Linked DNA regions of Homo sapiens: region 2 is linked to region 1. Evidence: read pairs that join two places in POLR2A ChIA-PET (ENCODE). Cell type or tissue: PC-9. All regions are shown on one strand. Links, peaks and the distances in the headings refer to the core of each region. The heading gives the core; the rest is flanking DNA.

Region 1 (11,447 bases), core at 1,440-9,439:
AAGAAAAAAAAAGGGATCACATTTTCTATCTGTAGATTCCTAGTTCTGATAGAAGGAACATGAGAAACTTCAGCCTAGTAATTCTGCAATGATGATGTGTTGATAATTTCTTGTCAGTTGCCTAAACTTTAAAGTAAAAAACAAGCATTTTGAAAAGATTGATTCAACTTAGGAAGCCGTGGTGGGAAAATCACTTGAGCTCAAGTGTTCAAGACCAGCCTGGGCAACATAGGTAAGACCTATCTATAAAAAAAGAAAAAAAAAATGAAAATAAAAGATTGATTGGAAAAGTAGTGATTATAAGCCCAGGCTTGTAGTCAGCAAAGTATGACTTCTGATTTCTGGCTCTATTGCTTATGAATTGTTCAACCTTGTCAAGCCTTAGTTTCCTTCTCTGTAAAAACCTCCCCTATAGGATTACTATAAGAATTATAAGATCACATATGTAAAGAATTTAGAATAGGGCCAGCACAAAACAAACCTTCAATAAATAATAATCATTATTGGTATTTTTATAATCAGTTAGACTTCTACTTTTGATAGTTATAACCATAACCCCATACTTTTCACAATACTTTATGACATCCAAAAAATGCTTATATTAGCTCATTTAATTTTGTTTAATCCTCACAACCACCTCTGAAACAAATAGATATGATTATATTCCTCATTTTATAGTAGAAGAATTGAGAATCAAAGAAGTGACTTGCCAAAGAGTTCACAGCTGGTGAGGAAGCTTTAAACAGACCCTGGCACTCACATCTGAGTCTTGCTATGCTGCTACAGCTGCCCTGAAGAGAAAAGATCTGACTATTGAAATGTCTAATCTTGCTCAAACTGGTCTTGGTGAGAAACATTCTAAGCCTGATTACTTTTATCCTGCCCTTCCTATGTCCTGAGGCAGAAGGTTTCAGTTACTAAGAACTTTTTCAGTCTCTAAGAAATAATTGGCTCATAATAACCCATTATCCAAGTGTGTAAATCAGTTTATGAATCCACACCTACAACAAGGTTGGTTTACAAGCATTGAACAAACACTTGGATGCCTCACTCGTAAAATTCCAAATGGCACCTGGCTGTGATTATGCTACTTTCTCTGAAGACTCCTATCTACAGAAGGAAGTCCAAAGTTCAAACCTCATGGCCCTTCACTATGTCCACCTCTTTCTCTAGCCACTCTCCCCTGACCACTCCACAGAAGTACCGTGTTCTCGCAGCATCATGCCTTCCTCCTTCCAAACTCCACCTCCCTAACATGTGATTCAAAGCTCTGCTCAGACATCTGTCCTCTCTAAGGCTCACATTTACTAATCTCCATTTCGAGATGAATTGCTTTCTCATCCACGCTCCCATGGCAGCTAAAGGAAATAAAAATATTTCAGCCCCAAATATATTTCTTTGACATATTTTGGGATGGCTGTCAGGGGGTCAGTAAACAGAACTGGTCCTGCAAAGCTGTCTTTTGTGGGGGAAATTTGCATCATTAGCAATCTGCATTAACGCAACCAGGCCTTCCCTAATCCAGATCTAGGAAAGATTAACCAAGAGTCTGACACATTTAAATATCCGAAAGAAACATTGTCCATTTATCCTCTCTGAGGGCTGCTACCTGTGAGGTTTTATCTCCATACCAAGACCACTTTTAATAGCCAAGCCTCCCCTTCTCTCCCTCCCATAACCTGTCTCTTCACTAAAATCTGATTTACCACCATAACCTGGTTTTGGCCATGCTCCAAGCTCCTGTTCTTTCTGTAATCTCAAGGTGATATACAAGCTCCTGTACCCCACTGGGGAGTTGAATCTTCATTCTGAAGGCTCCTGTGTCATGGGAAACTATGATCAAATAAACTATGATCAAGTAAGTTTGGTCAGTTTCTTTTAGTATCCTTTTTCTCCTATTAATCTGCCTTTTGTGAACTGAATTTTTCACGGAACCTTCTGAGAGTGAAGGGGAAGCTTTCCCTTCACCCCTACACAATTTGCCACATTCTTCTTTACTACACTTATATTTCATCATCAATGTTTGTTTGTGCATCTGGATTCTCCACTGGACTGAGGACTCCTTGAGGGCAAAAATCCTAACCACTTAACTTTAGAGCTCCAGCAGCTGGAATGCAAGCATTTGATCTGTGAACTATGCTGGGCTTACAAGCTGCAGGTGGCATGCTAAAATTAATTAATATTCCTCCTCGGACATCTAAGTAAAACAGATCTTTGCAAATCTCCGTGTGTCTACTCAGAGAGTCCCACGAAACTGCCAAGCGCCAATCCAAAGGTAGATGCATGATCAAGAGAGAGAGATGATGCCACACAAGGATAGGGAACTGAAGTGTGAAAGAACTGATTCACTTATAAATTACATAAACCAAAAATAAAATTCTAAGACCCCTCAACCATCTGGATGGACTTCCCCCTCAGTTAGTGAGAGGTGACAACGTGCTAGCAGCCCTCACTTGCTCTCAGCACCTCCTCGGCCTCAGCGTCCGCTCTGGCCATGCTGAGGAGCCCTTCAGCCTACCGCTGCACTGTGGGAGCCCCTCTCTGGGCTGGCCAAGGCCGGAGCTGGCTCCCACTGCTTGCTGGGAGGTGTGGAGGGAGAGGCATGGAAGGGAACCGGAGCTGCACACAGCACTCGCGGGCCAGCGCAAGTTCGGGGTGGGCGCGGGCCCGGCAGGCCCCGCACTCGGAGTGGCTGGCCGGCGCCACCGGCCCTGGGCAGTGAGGGGATTAGCTCCCGGGCCAGCAGCTGCGGAGGGGGCACTGGGTCCCCCAGCACTGCCAGCCCGCCTGCCCCACACTTGAATTCTCGCCGGGCCTCAGCCACCTCCCCGCGGGGCAGGGCTTGGGACCTGCAGCCCGCCATGCCCGAGCCCCCCCACAGTGAGCTCCCTGGCGACCTGAGCCTCCCCGACGGGCACTGCCCCCTGCTGCGTAGCACCCAGGCCCATCGACCACCCAAGAGCTGAGGAGTGCAGGCATGTGGCGCGGGACTGGCGGGCAGCTCCACCCGCAGTCCTGGTATGGGATCCACTAGGCGAAGCCAGCTGGGCTCCTGAGTTGGGTGGGGACTTAGAGAACTTTTATGTCTAGCTGGAGGATTGTATATGCACCAATCAGCACTCTGTATCTAGCTAATCTGGTGGGGACTTGGAGAACTTTTATGTCTAGCTAAAGTATGTAAATACACCAATCAGCACTCTGTATCTAGCTCAAGGTTTGTAAATGCACCAATCAGCACTCTGTGTCTAGCCAGATTGTAAATGTACCAATCAGCACCCTGTCAAAACAGACCAATCAGCTCTCTGTAAAACGGACCAATCAGCTCTCTGTAAAATGGGCCAATCAGCAGAATGTGGATGGGGCCAGATAAGGGAATAAAAGCAGGCTGCCAGAGCCAGCAGGGGCAACCTGCTGGGGTCTCCTTCCACACTGTGGAAGCTTTGTTCTTTTGCTCTTTACAATAAATCTTGCTGCTGCTGACTCCTTGGGTCCGCACTGCCTTTATGAGCTGTAACACTCACGGTGAAGGTCTGCAGCTTCACTCCTGAAGCCAGTAAGACCATGAACCCACCAGGAGGGATGAACAACTCTGGACACACCACCTTTAAGAGCTGTAACACTCACTGCAAAGGTCTGCAGCTTCACTCCTGAGGCCAGTGAGACCATGAACCCACTGGGAGGAATGAACAACTCCAGATGGGAGGAATGAACAACTCCGGACAGGAGGAACGAACAACTCCAGACGTGCCGTCTTAAGAGCTGTAACACTCACCGCAAAGGTCTGCAGCTTCACTCCTGAAGCCAGCGAGACCATGAACCTACCAGAAGGAAGAAACTCCGAGCACGTCCAAACATGAGATGGAACAAACTCCAGACACACCATCTTTAAGAACTGTAACACTCACCGCAAGGGTCTGCGGCTTCATTCTTGAAGTCAGTGAGACCAAGAACCCACCAATTCCGGACACATTAGGACTTTTAAAACTTAACCTGAGAGACTGTTTCAGGCCATGACAGGAAGTGGGGGTTGAACAGGCTTCATTATACCTCTCTGGCATTAACATCAACACAGATTTTAAGTCTGATAAGAAGCATTTTACAATCTATTTTCTCTGATGCTTGCTAGCTAAAAGCTTCATCTGTATAGTAAAACTTTGGTCTCTACGACATGTTATCACAACCCAGACATTCCTTTCTGTTGATCCCAGGTCTTTAAACAAACTCAACCAATTGTCAACCAGAAAATGTTTAAATTTCCCTACAGCCTGGAAGCCCCTATTTTGAATGGCCCTGCCTTTGTAGACCAAACCAATGTATTTCTTAAATGTATTTGATTGATGTCTCATGCCTCCCTAAAATGTATAAAACCAAGCTGCACCCCAGCCACCTTGGGCCCATGTTCTCAGGACCTCCCGGGCCATGGTCACTCACATTTGGCTCAGAATAAATCTCTTCAAATATTTTACAGAGTTTAATTCTTTCCATTGACAATTGCATTACAAAAAAGCAAAATCTTTCCATTCAAGTTTTCAGCAAGTAATAATAAAAATTTAAATAAATCAGGGTGTACAGTATATTTAATATTTTGGTTTTTTTATCATTGTACAGCTTTGAGTGAACTAAAGGAATTAACAAATTTATCTTGTTTGTAAGTCTCAAACATTTGTTGGTGTCTCTGTTAAATACATTTTTGGACAATCATTTTAAATATTACAGTCGTGTGGGTAGTGTAGTTCCAGAATAATTTAGAAAACATGGTATCTAGATTTACAGTATGGACCTCTCAGGTAAGATAATAAAGAAGGAAAATCTTTTTAGATGCCCCTGTTTTTAGGAGCTTAGAATTCTCTCTTTTACTTTCTTCCGACCATGATGAATGGGTAGCTTTTTTTTTATTTTTGTTTAAACCTCTTAATTTTTTGTAAACTTTAAATCTGTTATTCAGCACCTCAAAATTTAAAGTATATATGCTCCTATCTTTGAAACTGCAAGTCTTTTTCTCCATTTTTTTTTTGAATTACTGTTAACCTAGGCTCTCACCAATCTATTTGGCATTTACCCACATATTTTGCTTAAGATTTAATTTTAAAAGTTCTGTAAACTTACTGTATCTCCAAAATAACAGCACATCCATAGCTGTCTATTGAGTCAGTTGTATTTCTAAAAGAAACATGTTATTTCATGGCAGCTTCCTTGGTAAATTTCTGGTAGTCACTACGAAATGAAAGGAAGTGGAAAAGGTCGGGGACGGTTAGAAAATAGTTGGGGAGAAGAATCACAGGTTATCACATACTTGAAAGGAATAATCCTGAAGACTCAAAACTTCACAACTCTTTTTGTCCCTGTGCTCCCTAGTGAAAACAGTCTGTGTTAGTCAGAAGCAAGCTCACAAAGCTCATGAATAACTTGCATTCTTATGCTGGAGAACAGCCAATTACCCTGGGACCAAATTCCTGTTTGCTTTGTAGTGAATGTGGGAGACAAGCTGCCTGCCAGTAGCTGTTAAGGCAGTAAAAACACAGCCAGAGGCTATCACAAGGAGGAAATCACAGAGCAAGTTAATTTGTGAACTTCAAGGACAGAGATTAAATATTGTGCAATGAAGCTAATATGGTGGGCTTGTCTGAAAGTAGAATAATCTGGTCTGAAAAGCACCCTTATGAGTTAGCATGATATTTGCATAATGAGTGACACATCATCGTTTCCAGACTTGCTTTTTTTAATGATTGATATCCTTTAAAATTTTCTTCCAAAAAGATTATTGATTCTCTGTTTGGGAAATGCAAGTTTGTTTTACTCTTGATTCTCTCATTCTGATATATCTGGTACAGAGAGTATTAAAGCCAAAAGGACAGTATTTGGGGTAAAATTTGGAAAATCCCAGACCCAATTTGGAAACCAAGATAGCTCATTATACCCTGTTGTTTTATAGAGCCATGTTCAGTGTTTTGAGTACTTGAGGCTGCTCTGAGATCTCTTATTTGCATTCAGAACTTGAGTAGTTTTTGACCAAGGGGAAAAAATGAGAACTGCCAAATCTATTAGCTTGCCCATAACCCCAAATAGTATACTATAGTGTCATTCTCCACAGAGAAAACAGCTTACCGTTTAAATCCTAGAAATTACACACTGACTACTAGGTCACTGTAACCTCACTATGATACCCTTAGGTCACATGTTGTGAGTTTTACAGTTGTTTGGACATAGAGTTTATAAAAAATTAAAATAAAATAAACCTTTGGATAGAGTATAACGTTGGGGCTCAGAAAGCAATAACCCAAACACTGGTGCTATGACAGGCTAAGAGGCCTTAGACGCAGCCCGCAAATCAAGGTCCCTCTAACTTTGCCTTGTCCCTCAGCCCTTGCCTCAAGCACAGGGAGGGACTCTCTCTGGAATTTCCTTATCTGACCAAGAAATCTTCTTTCTAAGAGAAATACAATTGTTTTCCTCCCTTCTCTGAAATCTCATTATCTGTCTCAGAAAAGAAGACTAAGGAATGCAACTACAGGGAGATGGACTTTTTCACAACATAATTCCAGCCTCTAGGGCTCATTCAAATTCCAAAGAGAATCATTTACAAGTTCACTGTTCTCCCTAATAATCATCTGTGGTCCCTCAAAGGAATTGCCTACATTCCCCATCTCTCCCCTCCCCTATGGAAGAGAGTATATAAGCTTCTGTACCACATTGGGTTATTAGGCAATCTTCCTCCTTAAGTTCCCCAGTGCTAACCATGTTAAAACAAACTTTCGTATGCCTTTTCTCCTACTTATCTGTCTTTTGTCAGTTGATTATTAGTGATCCCTTGGAGGGTGAAGGGGAAGTTTTCCCTTGGTTCCTACAATAAGATGGACCAATATTACACTGATTTTTGATGCCATAGCTAATCATATTATATTGAGGTTTGTAAAACTAATGAAGCCTACCAAGATTAGGATTATGGGAGGGCCCTGAATTCTGCTAAAATGTAGATGCTGTTTCTACAATCCCTTACTGCTCAGGAGTTATGTGGCCAGAGGTCATAAGATTCATTGCTTCCCCAGCTGCACCTATAGGTAACATCACTATTGTAGAACTAAGATTGCTCTTTTGAGATGTTTTTCAGACTTACCCAACCTGGACTAGTCACTGATGACTCATCTGTCCTGTGGGCCCCCACCCACCCCACAACCACCCATCCAGAGACAGACTCAATGCACAAAGACTATTTTCCACACCTCTATAATTGCATCCCCAGCCAATCAGCAGTACCCATTCCCTAGTTCTCTTCCCACCAAACTATGCTTGCAAAACCCTAACCTCTGAACGTTCAGGAAGACTGATTTGAGTGATAACTCCAGTTCTTCTGCATAGCTGGCCTTGTGCTAATTAATTAATTATATACCATAGTACCATGGTCTCAGTAAACTGGTTTTGTTTGTGCAGTGGGCAAGAAGAACAGTCAGGCAACTACAGTTGTAATGCCATGGAAAATTGAAATACATCTTGCACATGTCCCATGATGGAAGAACTTAGAGATGTTTTTCAATGTTTATCAGAGAACATGAAATAGCCTGCCAGGCCCAGAATCCAGAAGTTTTATCCACTAGCACTTTAAATCTAGTCAAATGGAACATAGTCACTGGTGCTGAGAGACCTAGGTGCTCAGGGAAAATGAGCACAGCAATATACTAATAGAAGACAAATATTCAACCAACTATAAAGCTTAAGGCTTTAGAAAGACACAATCTTTTTATGGTTTCATTGTTGGCATCATTTTGCATTCAGATTTATCAATTAAAATATGTGTCATTTTTATGCTTTAGTTCAAATGTTGTTTCCCTTCTTTTTTTTTATTTTATTATTACTATACTTTAAGTTTTAGGGTACATGTGCACAACATGCAGGTTTGTTACATATGTATACATGTGCCATGTTGGTGTGCTGCACCCATTAACTCGTCATTTAGCATTAGGTATATCTCCTAATGCTATCCCTCCCCCCCTCCCCCCACCCCACAACAGTCCCCGGTGTATGATGTTCCCCTTCCTGTGTCCATGTGTTCTCATTGTTGAATTCCCACCTATGACTGAGAAAACGCAGTGTTTGGTTTTTTGTCCTTGCAATAGTTTGCTGAGAATGATGGTTTCCAGCTTCATCCATGTCCCTGCAAAGGACATGAACTCATCACTTCTTATGGCTGCATAGTATTCCATGGTGTATATGTGCCACATTTTCTTAATCCAGTCTATCATTGTTGGACATTTGGGTCAGTTCCAAGTCTTTGCTATTGTGAATAGTGCTGCAGTAAACATACATGTGCATGTGTCTTTATAGCAGCATGATTTATAATCCTTTGGGTATATACCCAGTAATGGAATGGCTGGGTCAAATGGTATTTCTAGTTCTAGATCCCTGAGGAATCACTACACTGATTTCCACAATGGTTGAACTAGTTTACAGTCCCACCAACAGTGTAAAAGTGTTCTTATTTCTCCACATCCTCTCCAGTACCTGTTGTTTCCTGACTTTTTAATGACCGCCATTCTAACTGGTGTGAGATGGTATCTCACTGTGGTTTTGATTTGCATTTCTCTGATGGCCAGTGATGATGAGCATTTTTTCATGTGTTTTTTGACTGCATAAATGTCTTCTTTTGAGAAGTGTCTGTTTATATCCCTTGCCCACTTTTTGATGGGGTTGTTTGTTTCTTGTAAATTTGTTTGAGTTCATTGTAGATTCTGGATATTAGCCCTTTGTCAGATGAGTAGATTGCAAAAATTTTCTCCCATTCTGTAGGTTGCCTGTTCACTCTGATGGTAGTTTCTTTTGCTGTGCAGAAGCTCTTTAGTTTAATTAGATCCCATTTGTTAATTTTGGCTTTTGTTGCCATTGCTTTTGGTATTTTAGACATGAAGTCCTTGCCCATGACTATGTCCTGAATAGTATTGCCTGGGTTTTCTTCCAGGGTTTTTATGGTTTTAGGACTAACATGTAAGTCTTTAATCCATCTTGCATTAATTTTTGTATAAGGTATAAGGAAGGGATCCAGTTTCAGCTTTCTACATATGGCTAGCCAGTTTTCCCAGCACCATTTATTAAATAGGGACTCCTTTCCCCATTGCTTGCTTTTGTCAGGTTTGTCAAAGATCAGATGGTTGTAGATATGCGGCATTATTTCTGAGGCCTCTGTTCTGTTCCATTGGTCTGTATCTCTGTTTTGGTACGAGTACCATGCTGTTTTGGTTACTGTAGCCTTGTAGTATAGTTTGAAGTCAGGTAGTGTGATGCCTCCAGCTTTGTTCTTTTGGCTTAGGATTGACTTGTCAATGTGGGCGGGCTCTTTTTTGGTTCCATATGAACTTAAAGTGGTTTTCTTCCAATTCTGTGAAGAAAGTCATTGGTAGCTTGATGGGGATGGCATTGAATCTATAAATTACCTTGGCCAGTACCTTGGCCATTTTCACGATATTGATTCTTCCTACCCATGAGCATGGAATGTTCTTCCACTTGTTTGTATCCTCTTTTATTTCATTGAGCAGTGGTTTGTAGTTCTCCTTGAAGAGGTCCTTCATGTCCCTTGTAAGTTGGATTCCTAGGTATTTTATTCTCTTTGAAGCAATTGTGAATGGGAGTTCACTCATGATTTGGCTCTCTGTTTGTCTGTTATTGGTGTATAAGAATGCTTGTGATTTTTGCACATTGATTTTGTAACCTGAGACATTGCTGAAGTTGCTTATCAGCTTAAGGAGATTTTGGGCTGAGACGATGGGGTTTTCTAGATATACAATCATGTCATCTGCAAACAGGGACAATTTGACTTCCTCTTTTCCTAACTGAACGCCCTTTATTTCCTTCTCCTGCCTGATTGCCCTGGCCAGAACTTCCAACACTATGTTGAATAGGAGTGGTGAGAGAGGGCATCCCTGTTTTGTGCCACATTTCAAAGGGAATGCTTCCAGTTTTTGTCCATTCAATATGATACGGGCTGTGGGTTTGTCGTAGATAGCTCTTATTATTTTGAGATAAGTCCCACCAATACCCAACTTATTGAGAGTTTTTAGCATGAAGGGCCGTTGAATTTTGTCAAAGGACTTTTCTGCATCTATTGAGATAATCATGTGGTTTTTGTCTTTGGTTCTGTTTATATGCTGGATTACATTTATTGATTTGCGTATGTTGAACCAGCCTTGCATCCCAGGGATGAAGCCCACTTGATCATAGTGGATAAGCTTTTTGATGTGCTGCGGGATTCAGTTTGCCAGTATTTTATTGAGGATTTTTGTATCAATGTTCATCAAGGATATTGGTCTAAAATTCTCTTTTTTTGTTGTGTCTCTGCCAGGCTTTGGTATCAGGATGATGCTGGCTTCATAAAATGAGTTAGGGAGGATTCCATCTTTTTCTATTGACTGGAATAGTTTCAGAAGGAATGGTACCAGCTCCTCCTTGTACCTCTGGTAGAATTCGGCTGTGAATCTGTCTGGTACTGGACTTTTTTTGGTTGGCAAGCTATTAATTATTACCTCAATTTCAGAGCCTGTTATTGGTCTATTCAGAGATTCAACTTCTTCCTGGTTTAGTCTTGGGAGGGTGTATGTGTCAAGGAATGTATCCATTTCTTCTAGATTTTCTAGTTTATTTGCACAGAGGTGTTTATAGTGTTCTCTGATGGTAGTTTGTATTTCTGTGGGATCGGTGGTGATATCCCCTTTGTCATTTTTTATTGCGTCTATTTGATTCTTCTCTCTTTTCTTCTTTATTAGTCTTGCTAGCGGTCTATCAATTTTGTTGATCTTTTCAAAAAACAAGCTCCTGGATTCATTGATTTTTTGAAGGGTTTTTTGTGTCTCTATTTCCTTCAGTTCTGCTCTGATCTTAGTTATTTCTTGCCTTCTGCTAGCTTTTGAATGTGTTTGCTCTTGCTTCTCTAGCTCTTTTAATTGTGATGTTAGGGTGTCAATTTTAGATCTTTCCTGCTTTCTCTTGTGGGCATTTAGTGCTATAAATTTCCCTCTACACACTACTTTGAATGTGTCCCAGAGATTCTGGTATGTTGTGTCTTTGTTCTCATTGGTTTCAAAGAACATCTTTATTTCTGCCTTCATTTCGTTATGTACCCAGTAGTCATTCAGGAGCAGGTTGTTCAGTTTCCATGTAGTTGAGCAGTGTTGAGTGAGTTTCTTAATCCTGAGATCTAGTTTGATTGCACTGCAGTCTGAGAGACAGTTTGTTATAATTTCTGTTCTTCTACATTTGCTGAGGAGTGCTTTACTTCCAATATGTGGTCAGTTTTGGAATAGGTGTGGTGTGGTGCTGAAAAGAATGTATATTCTGTTGATTTGGGGTGGAGAGTTCTGTAGATGTCTATTAGGTTCTCTTGGTACAGAGCTGAGTTCAGTTCCTGGATATCCTTGTTAACTTTCTGTCTCATTGATCTGTCTAATGTTGACAGTGGGGTGTTA
Region 2 (8,075 bases), core at 76-8,075, 210 kb after region 1:
GTCTTCCTAGCTCCTAGTACCATTTTCAAAGCTTTCTTTTGCCTCTCCTTCTTTAAAATATCCAGCTCATATCATTAGACCACAATTCACTCACATCTCCCTCCTTGTGGATGGTATATATCAACCTCCTGACCACTCCTCCACTCACTGGTGACATTTTTTCCAGTCCATTACCTTCATGTCCTCACTGCCATCTGTGCCCAGACACCTGCTTGCATGCAAACTCCTTTAATTACTTTCTGCCCCTTCCCTCCTTCTGACTTCCCCAGAAAACCTTCAAACCTGATTAAATTTAACTCTGGCCAAATTCTTGTAACTGAATTTTGCTAAAGAAAACCACTCAATGCCACTAAATAGTTCCACCATAAATTCATGACTCAGAGTCATGAATGGATATTTGACACTTCCCCAGTGTGCTTGTTTTCCAGCTCTCATAGACAGCTATTTTATTCTTTCTCTTCCTCAGACATCTCTGTCTCATCCCAGCTGTTGAACTTACCTCCTATTTTCCTGAGAAATTAGAAGCAATTTAAATGGAGTTACCTTATCTTCTCATCACCAAATCTATATATCTCCTTTCTTCTGTGCGTCTGCTTTCTACCTTCTTTCCTGAAGTTACTAAGGTAGATGTGTCCTTTCTTCCAAAAAAGCCCACCTACTCTACTTAGATCTCTGAATCTATGTTCTCCCACTACTTTGCAATTATACCCTCTCTGTCCTATATCACTGTATTTCTCCCATGCTTCTGAATCAGTTGCATCAGATCTAGTTTCTCTATTTAGAAAAATCACCCTCCCTTGACCCAATATGCTATCTAGTTATTACCCCATTTCTTTCCTTCTCTTTATAGCAAACACCTCAAAAGAATAACTCTATCTCCTGTCTCCACTTTCATACCTCCCAGTCTCATCTCAACCACTCCAATCAAGCTTCCATGTTCTTGTTGAGTTCGCCAATGACCTCCATGCTACCAAATTCAATGGACACATCCTGTGCCTTCGTCATGCTGAACTTCTTAGCAACATTTAGTGTTACTGACCACTCCTTAACTTTCTGAAACACTTTTCTCTCCCCAGAAGAATGTCGCCCCACTGTCCTAATTTTCCTCTTACCTCACTGGTCTTTTCCTCTTCAACTCCTCCTTTACTACCTACCTCTGAACTTTGGAACAGTCTTGGATTCTCTTCTTTTTCTCTACTTACATTTGTTTCCCAGGTGACCTCATCTGAGTCTCTGGTTCCAGTCACTTCCACCATCAGAGTACAGATTCTTGGCTGGGCCTCATAGTGCTTAAAGGGACAAGCAAGGATGAGCCCAGATGGGAATTAGGCTGCACTCAACCAAGTGTACTCCCCACCAAAATTAACGGGGTTCCCAAAGTCACATCCTGAGGCTCATTCACATACTCGCTTCTCCCTATGCAGTGTTTTTTTTCCCAGGACAGGGCATCACACAGACTTATCCAGAGCCATCCTTTGTGTTGAACTTCCATGGTCCCCACTCTGAAGCTGTGAAATCCCTCCTTCTTCCTCTCCCAAGTCTGCTTCCTGTCACAGAATGAGTTAACTCCTTTCAGAGCGCAGTCCCCACAACCACCTCTTGTTTACACAGACCTCCTGATTCTGCATCCAAGATTTTTTTACACTGTCATATCCTTGCTTATACATTAAATTCCATTTTATGCTACCCTGTATATATGTTGTTTGCATGAAATTCTTATCCTCTACAACAAACCACCTTCCAAAAAATAATCGACCATTCATTCCTATGTGGCCCCATAAAATGCCAGCAGGGAATGCCATGTGGCACAGAGAAATTTATTTCTCCAAACAGGTAAAACAAAAAGCTTGGTTTAACAATAATAAGTACTTTATACTTATGCATACAAACAACACCAAAAAATCATATTTCTTTATTCTTGTTTTCCTTTGCAATAGTCCATTACTATGTCATATTTCAAAACAAAAGCTAGTTCCATAGGAAGGAAAAACAGATTAAGTAATACAATGAAGAAAGGAATAATGTGTTTAAGGTTTGAATGTGAAATCTTATGTAGCTTTTCCAAAAATACCAATTTGGCTGGCACTTTACTATCTTTAATCCTGAGCATGAAATTTAAACTTCTATGGAGATAAAACTATATTACCCATAAACGAAACAAGCAAAACAGTGATCCCTTCCTGATTGAACTCAGGATGAATTTCTCTTGCAACACTTTTCACATTTGAGTAATGTACTTTTTTCTCTAGCCATTTTAAAATAGATTAGATTTGAAGCTCTCAAGGAGTCAAGTGACAACTAAACTAAAATAGGGTAGGAAGAAAGGTCTCATTTCACGTTCCTCAAAGCATATTCCACTGACAATTAGTGCATTGGATAGTAATAATGTTTATGACAAAGCCTATACTACTTTTGTTTGGGTTATGAATTATTTATTTATTACCTTTAATGAAAACCAGACACTGCCTCATTACTGTCCCATCCAAGAATTTGTCTTGCAATGAATTCTGGCAATATCTATTTTTCCCCCATTAGAGTGGTATGCATTTTAAAAATTAGAAGTGATATGATTAGGTGATCTGTTCAGGTCAATGTTTCTAGGACTATAAATTTATGGTTAGTAGGTGCCAATTCATGTTATTAGAAATTTGGAGACTATATAAGAAAGAAGTACTGGAGCAGTCAGATTCCTGAGTCTTACTGACCATCATTAAATTAGGAACATAGGAAGGGGCCACAAAACAGCTTTGTTCCAACCTTGAGTGCCTTAAGAGCTCAGGAGAGGTAGACATGTATTATTAAATACCGTATCCATTTCATATTTAATCTTTGTGTTCAAGGAATACTCTTGAGCTAATGGTTCAATCAGATAGTGCACTATGATAAGGGCAGGAATGAGCTTGGGTGGCATACACGTTTGGAGTTAGGTAGACCTATATTTTAATCTCAACTCCACCTTAGACCTTACGTGACTTCGGACAAATGGAATAATCTCTTAGCTTCAATTTATCTTTCTGAAAATCAAAAGGCTAATACATAACCTCAGTAAGCCTGTAGTTTGGATTTCATGATGTAAATGTATGTACAGTGCCTGGTTTCTCTCTTTTTTTTCTTTTTTAGCCTGGAGCTCCTTCCTGCCAGTCCTAAGGGTGGGTCCCTGGGTACAGTAAGCAGAATTGAGGTCATACAGGTTCAGCCTTTGACCTCTGGCGATTGGGCCCAATGGAACAGCAGGTACAAAAGTCCAAATGCTCTCACTTCAGGTATGGCCAGTGCTCAGCCAGGCTGCAGCAGGTGGATGGGGCACCATGGTTCTCTTTTGGTGAAGAGTTCACCATGGTAGTGTTTCTTCTCAGGCAGCTGCTATGACCATTTGATGATTCTAGCCAGGAACTGCTGCACCCACCACTCCATCCAGGCCAATGGGCACAAATCTGTGCAGCAGGGGCTAGGGTTCTTCTCCATGCACTGCATAGGCCTTGGCTCACTCTCCTGGCTGGGCCACCATCTGGCTGCAGTTCCACCTGCTGCCAGGCTTCAGACACCCAGTGAACATTCTCCCCATGGGTATAGTGCCTGGCTTCTAACAAGAGTTAGTTCCCTTCCCTTGAACAATTTCACATCAGGAATCAGTGGTAGATACCATCATATCACAACTGCTCACTGATTCTCTTAGGTATTCAGTAGAGTATTAGCCTATTTGTTGCCTCTTTAGAGACAAAAAGATTTCTAGGGCTTTAGAACTCAATGATAAGCCAATCTCCATCTAATGATCCATTTCACAGATAGAACTCATGGCTCACAAATGGTTTTGTTAACTAAGATAATAAAAATATTAAAGCCTTTCTATAACAAAGTAATGTCTGTGGGCCCAGCTACATTTTTTAATTAGACGTAGATTTCTAACACTCATTGAGTTCACTAATGCATATGCTCCAGAACAAAGGCAGGGGATTTTTTTTATTATTATTAATGCAGAATAGACAAGACTAAGAGTACACACAACAACAATATTTCTGCGGGGGCTGAAGTTTGTCAAATTTATTAAAAGGTTAAAAGTGCTCTATGCTTTAGACTCAACAAATAATATATTCCAATGAAATAATCATGGTTGTGCACAAAATTTTACCTATAAAAGTGTTCAAAATGCTACATTTGTAATAATAATAAAAAACTGAAAACTAGTGCTCCAAAATAGAGGATTGCTAATTAAATTATGTTATATCCATACAACAGAGCTGTACACAGCCATCAAAATGATGTTGTAGAATACTGGCAGAGTGTTATAGAATATTGTTGTAGAATAGATATTGTAGAAATACATTAATAGTTAGTTAAGTGAAAACAAGCTATAAAATGCTATGAATAGCATTCTTCCATAAAGAAAGACAAGGAAGAGAAGGAAGGAAGGGAGGGAGGGAGGGAGAGGGAAGAGAGGGAAGAGGGGGAAGAAAAAAAAACAATATTAATAGTAGTTTACTCTGGACAGTAGAAATTTGGGTGTTTGTTTTTAATTTGCTTTTCTTTTTATACTTATCTGTTTATTACAATGTATTGTAATTATGTATTCAATTATGCATAAGTATGGTAATTTTGAGCTAGTTTTAAAGAAATAAATTGTCCAAATATCCCAATCAGTTAAAACATCATGGAGAAAAAGAATAACAGGCCAGGCGAGTTGTTCACACCTGTAATCCCAACACTTTGGAAAGCCGAGGTGGGAGGATCACTTGAGCTCAGGAGTTCAAGACCAGCCTAGGCAACACAGTGAGACCTCATCTCTACAAAAAAATTTTAAAATTAGCCAGGCGGGGTGGTGTGTGGCTGTAGTACCAGCTATTCCTTAGGAGGCTGAGGCAAGAGGATTGCTTGAGTCAGGGAGCTGGAGGCCACAGTGAGCCATGTTCACACCACTGCACTCCAGCCTGGGTAACAGAGTAAGACTCTGTCTCAAAAAAAAAAGAATAACAGAAGGGGAGGAAAGATGAGAACCTGTAAAATATAGACTACTCCCTGACAAATGTCTAGAGAAAATTTTTAAACATGTTTTGTGAAAATTGGACATTAGTTAATAATAATTACATAATAATATAATTTTTTGCATGTGGGGTTTTCCAGTGAAAACCAGAAAATCTAGTATATAAATTCTAAAACAGCTGTAACATTATTGTAATAATATTAATAACAAATATTTTACTGTTCATAAAGTGATTTCAAACTAACTTCACTGCCTTTATTAAGTGACTGCTATGTTGATCAAAAACTCCAGACACCATGTAAATAGATTTCTGCAAAGCATGTGGAGTTTCTCATAATATTCATTGCAGAAGATGGTGAAAGTAAACGTAAGTGGATTATAAATTTGCTGAACAATTGAAACACTCAGGAGATTCAAACACTTATATATTTAACAACTGCTCACATAGAGTTTCCTACATGCCAGACACTGCTTCAGAAATATTAGAGGCTTCAGAAATATTAAATTACTTCATTCTCACAACAGTCATAGGAGATAGGAGATGACAAAACCCTATTATAACTTCCTTTCTACAGAGGGCAGGTTAGGTAACTTGACCAAGGTCAGAGGGCTAGCAAAGGGCACAGCGAGATTAAAGCCCAGGCAGACTGTTTTCAGAGAGGGTGCCCCTAACCACCACACTATCATGAACAACATCTTCACAGTATATGGGCCATGATTATGCACTTAATAGATTTTACAAAGCAAATTTTAAATCTTAAATTTACAGAAAATATAACATGTTATATAAATATAGAATGAGAGAGACAGATTTATATAAAAAAAATTTGGATTTATTTCAGGTCCAAAATAATAATAACATAGTAGCTAAGAAAACTAATTAATAAATTTTCAGACTTCATTAATAGAGAAGTAAGAGAGAGCAATGGAAGAAAAAAGAACTAGGTTTATTGATTGCCTACTGTGTATCAGATCATTTATACATAATATTTATTTTTCGTTAAAATTCTTGGAAGTAGGTAATTGTGGTAGATTAAATGCATTATCGGCTTCAATGGCCTCCCTCTATTCACATCCATTACAACATGATTTTTTAACTACTCCACCCCCATCAAGAGATGAAATCTTCACCTTTTCAATCTAGGCTAGATTTGCTTTGGCCAAAAAAAATGCAACCAAAGTGATGTTGTGCCACTTCTGAGCATGAGTCTCACAAAGCCGCCTATGCTTCCACCCTCCCTTTCTTGGAACCCTGCTCATCTCCATAGAAACAAGCCCAGAGTAGCCTGTGAGGAGATGAGAAACCACTTAAGTCATGACAGCTGAAGTCATCCTAGACCAGACCAGCCCCCACCAACCTACTGACTTTAGATACATAAGTCCAGGTTGGGCACAGTGGCTCACACCTGTAATCCCAGCACTTTGGGAGTCTGAGGGGGACAGATCGCTTGAGCCCAGGAATTTGAGACCAGCCTGGCCAACATGGTGAAACCCTGTCTCTACCAAAATTACAAAAACTTAATTGGGTGTGGTGGTACATGCTACCTATCCCGGAGGATCTCCTGAGCCCAGGAGGTTGAGGCTGCAGTGAGCCATGATCACACCACTGTACTCCAGCCTGGGCAATAGAGTGAGATGCTGTCTCAAAAAAAAAATAAAGAAGAGTCCAGCCAAGATCAACCAACTCTCCCATAGTCTCTTGGGAAGTAATATACAGATGTCTTTTTAAATCATTACATTTTAGGGTGCTTTGTTACACAGCAATCGCCATGTGATTCAGCATAATTTTTTCTCTTATAAATGTAGAAATTGAGGCTCAGAGAAGTATTTTACCCAAAATCACCCAGTTTGTAAGTGGCAGAAGTCAGCCCCAGTCTCTTTTATTTCAAAGCACATAATATTCAGATGTTAGAATAATCATCTCACTGAGCTCTATACTAGACTGGCCATATATGAAGTGCTATATTTAATTCTATACAACCTAACATGAATCCAGAAGAAAATACAAAGAATTTTATGATGTCTATAAACTAAAACAAAAAAACAAAAAACAAGAGAAAGGTTTGCTGGCTGAGTACAGAAGCTCATGCCTGTAATCCCAGTACTTTGGGAGGCCGAGATGGGAGGACTGCTTGGGGCCAGGAGTTTGAGACACACCTAGGCAAAGTAGTGAGACTTCATCTCTACAATAAATAAAAAAATTAGCCAAGCACGGTGGTGCACACCTGTAGTCCCAGCTACTCTGGAAGCTGAGGTAGGAGGATTGCCTGAGCCCAGGAAGTGGAGGCTGCTGTGAGCTATGATTATGCCACTGTACTTCAGCCTGGGTGATACCACGAGACCCTGTCTCAAAAATAATAACAATAAAAAATTTAAAAAAAGAAATAAAAAGAAAGGTCTGCTTAGGTTGGAGAAGATAAAGTTCATGGAGGACATAAATAAAGGACATAAATAAAGGAGGACATAAATAAAGGAGCAGATTTTTTTCTGTTGCTCCTGTCTCATCTACTCCGATTCCTTCAAGCAACAGCTCCCTACCACTCATGAAAAGACACATCTAACCCCTCATGATGATTACTGGGTTTAGATGTTAACCTCAGTCTTCCTGGTATTCATCACATAAGGATCTACTCAACCCTTATAGACTCACTTTGAGCTTCTAGACAGCCTCTCTCAAGTCCATCTCTGCATCTAACCACAACTGTATTCAGTGTGACGTTTTCTCAAATTCCTTTCCAGGCAACACTGTTCCAAGCTAGACTTGGCCTCCGAAATCGGCCTCTTCCACCACAAAAAGAAGCCTCCATATCACAAACGCACTCACATTTTCTTTCCTGGTCTTGCTCCAGAGATCAGTGGCTAAAACTAACAGGACTTCATCAGATTTTAGCTTAATAAAAGGGAGATGTACCTACCAATGACATTTGTCAAGTAAAAGCACTAGCCCTTCATGACAATAAAGACCCAAACCCAGGAAGCATGGTATGTTGCATAAGGGAATCTTCCTCATGTGATAGCTTGGATAACATAAGGTACTGAAACAAACAAAACCCCCCAAATTTTAGTAGCTTAAAATAATATGATATTATGTCTCACT

The links. ChIA-PET counts read pairs that join two places held together with the same protein. Peaks named below come from ENCODE experiments on the same cell type or tissue, not always from the same donor. Only the 100,000 strongest peaks of a DNase experiment are listed, where the experiment ranks them.
Region 2: POLR2A ChIA-PET joins it to region 1 with 12 read pairs; 2 of 35 experiments call an interaction of 5 or more read pairs at or near these places.

What each region holds. Positions count from the first base shown.
Region 1 is chr1:185,640,458-185,651,904 of GRCh38, reverse strand. GS1-204I12.4 (a long non-coding RNA gene) reads right to left here and starts at 5,396. Exons shown (of 3, transcript NR_188649.1): 1 at 5,107-5,396. The region is part of intron 1 of LOC107985239 (a long non-coding RNA gene); the gene reads right to left. RefSeq lists an enhancer at 5,019-5,932. In PC-9, for the core only: no CTCF peak of the experiment used is centred there; a DNase peak (open chromatin) is centred at 5,444; H3K27ac peaks cover 343 bases.
Region 2 is chr1:185,431,336-185,439,410 of GRCh38, reverse strand. It overlaps the pseudogene RNU7-183P and the pseudogene MCRIP2P2. Among named protein-coding and RNA genes, the nearest start is that of CBSLR, 120 kb to the right of the region's middle. In PC-9, for the core only: no CTCF peak of the experiment used is centred there; no DNase peak of the experiment used is centred there.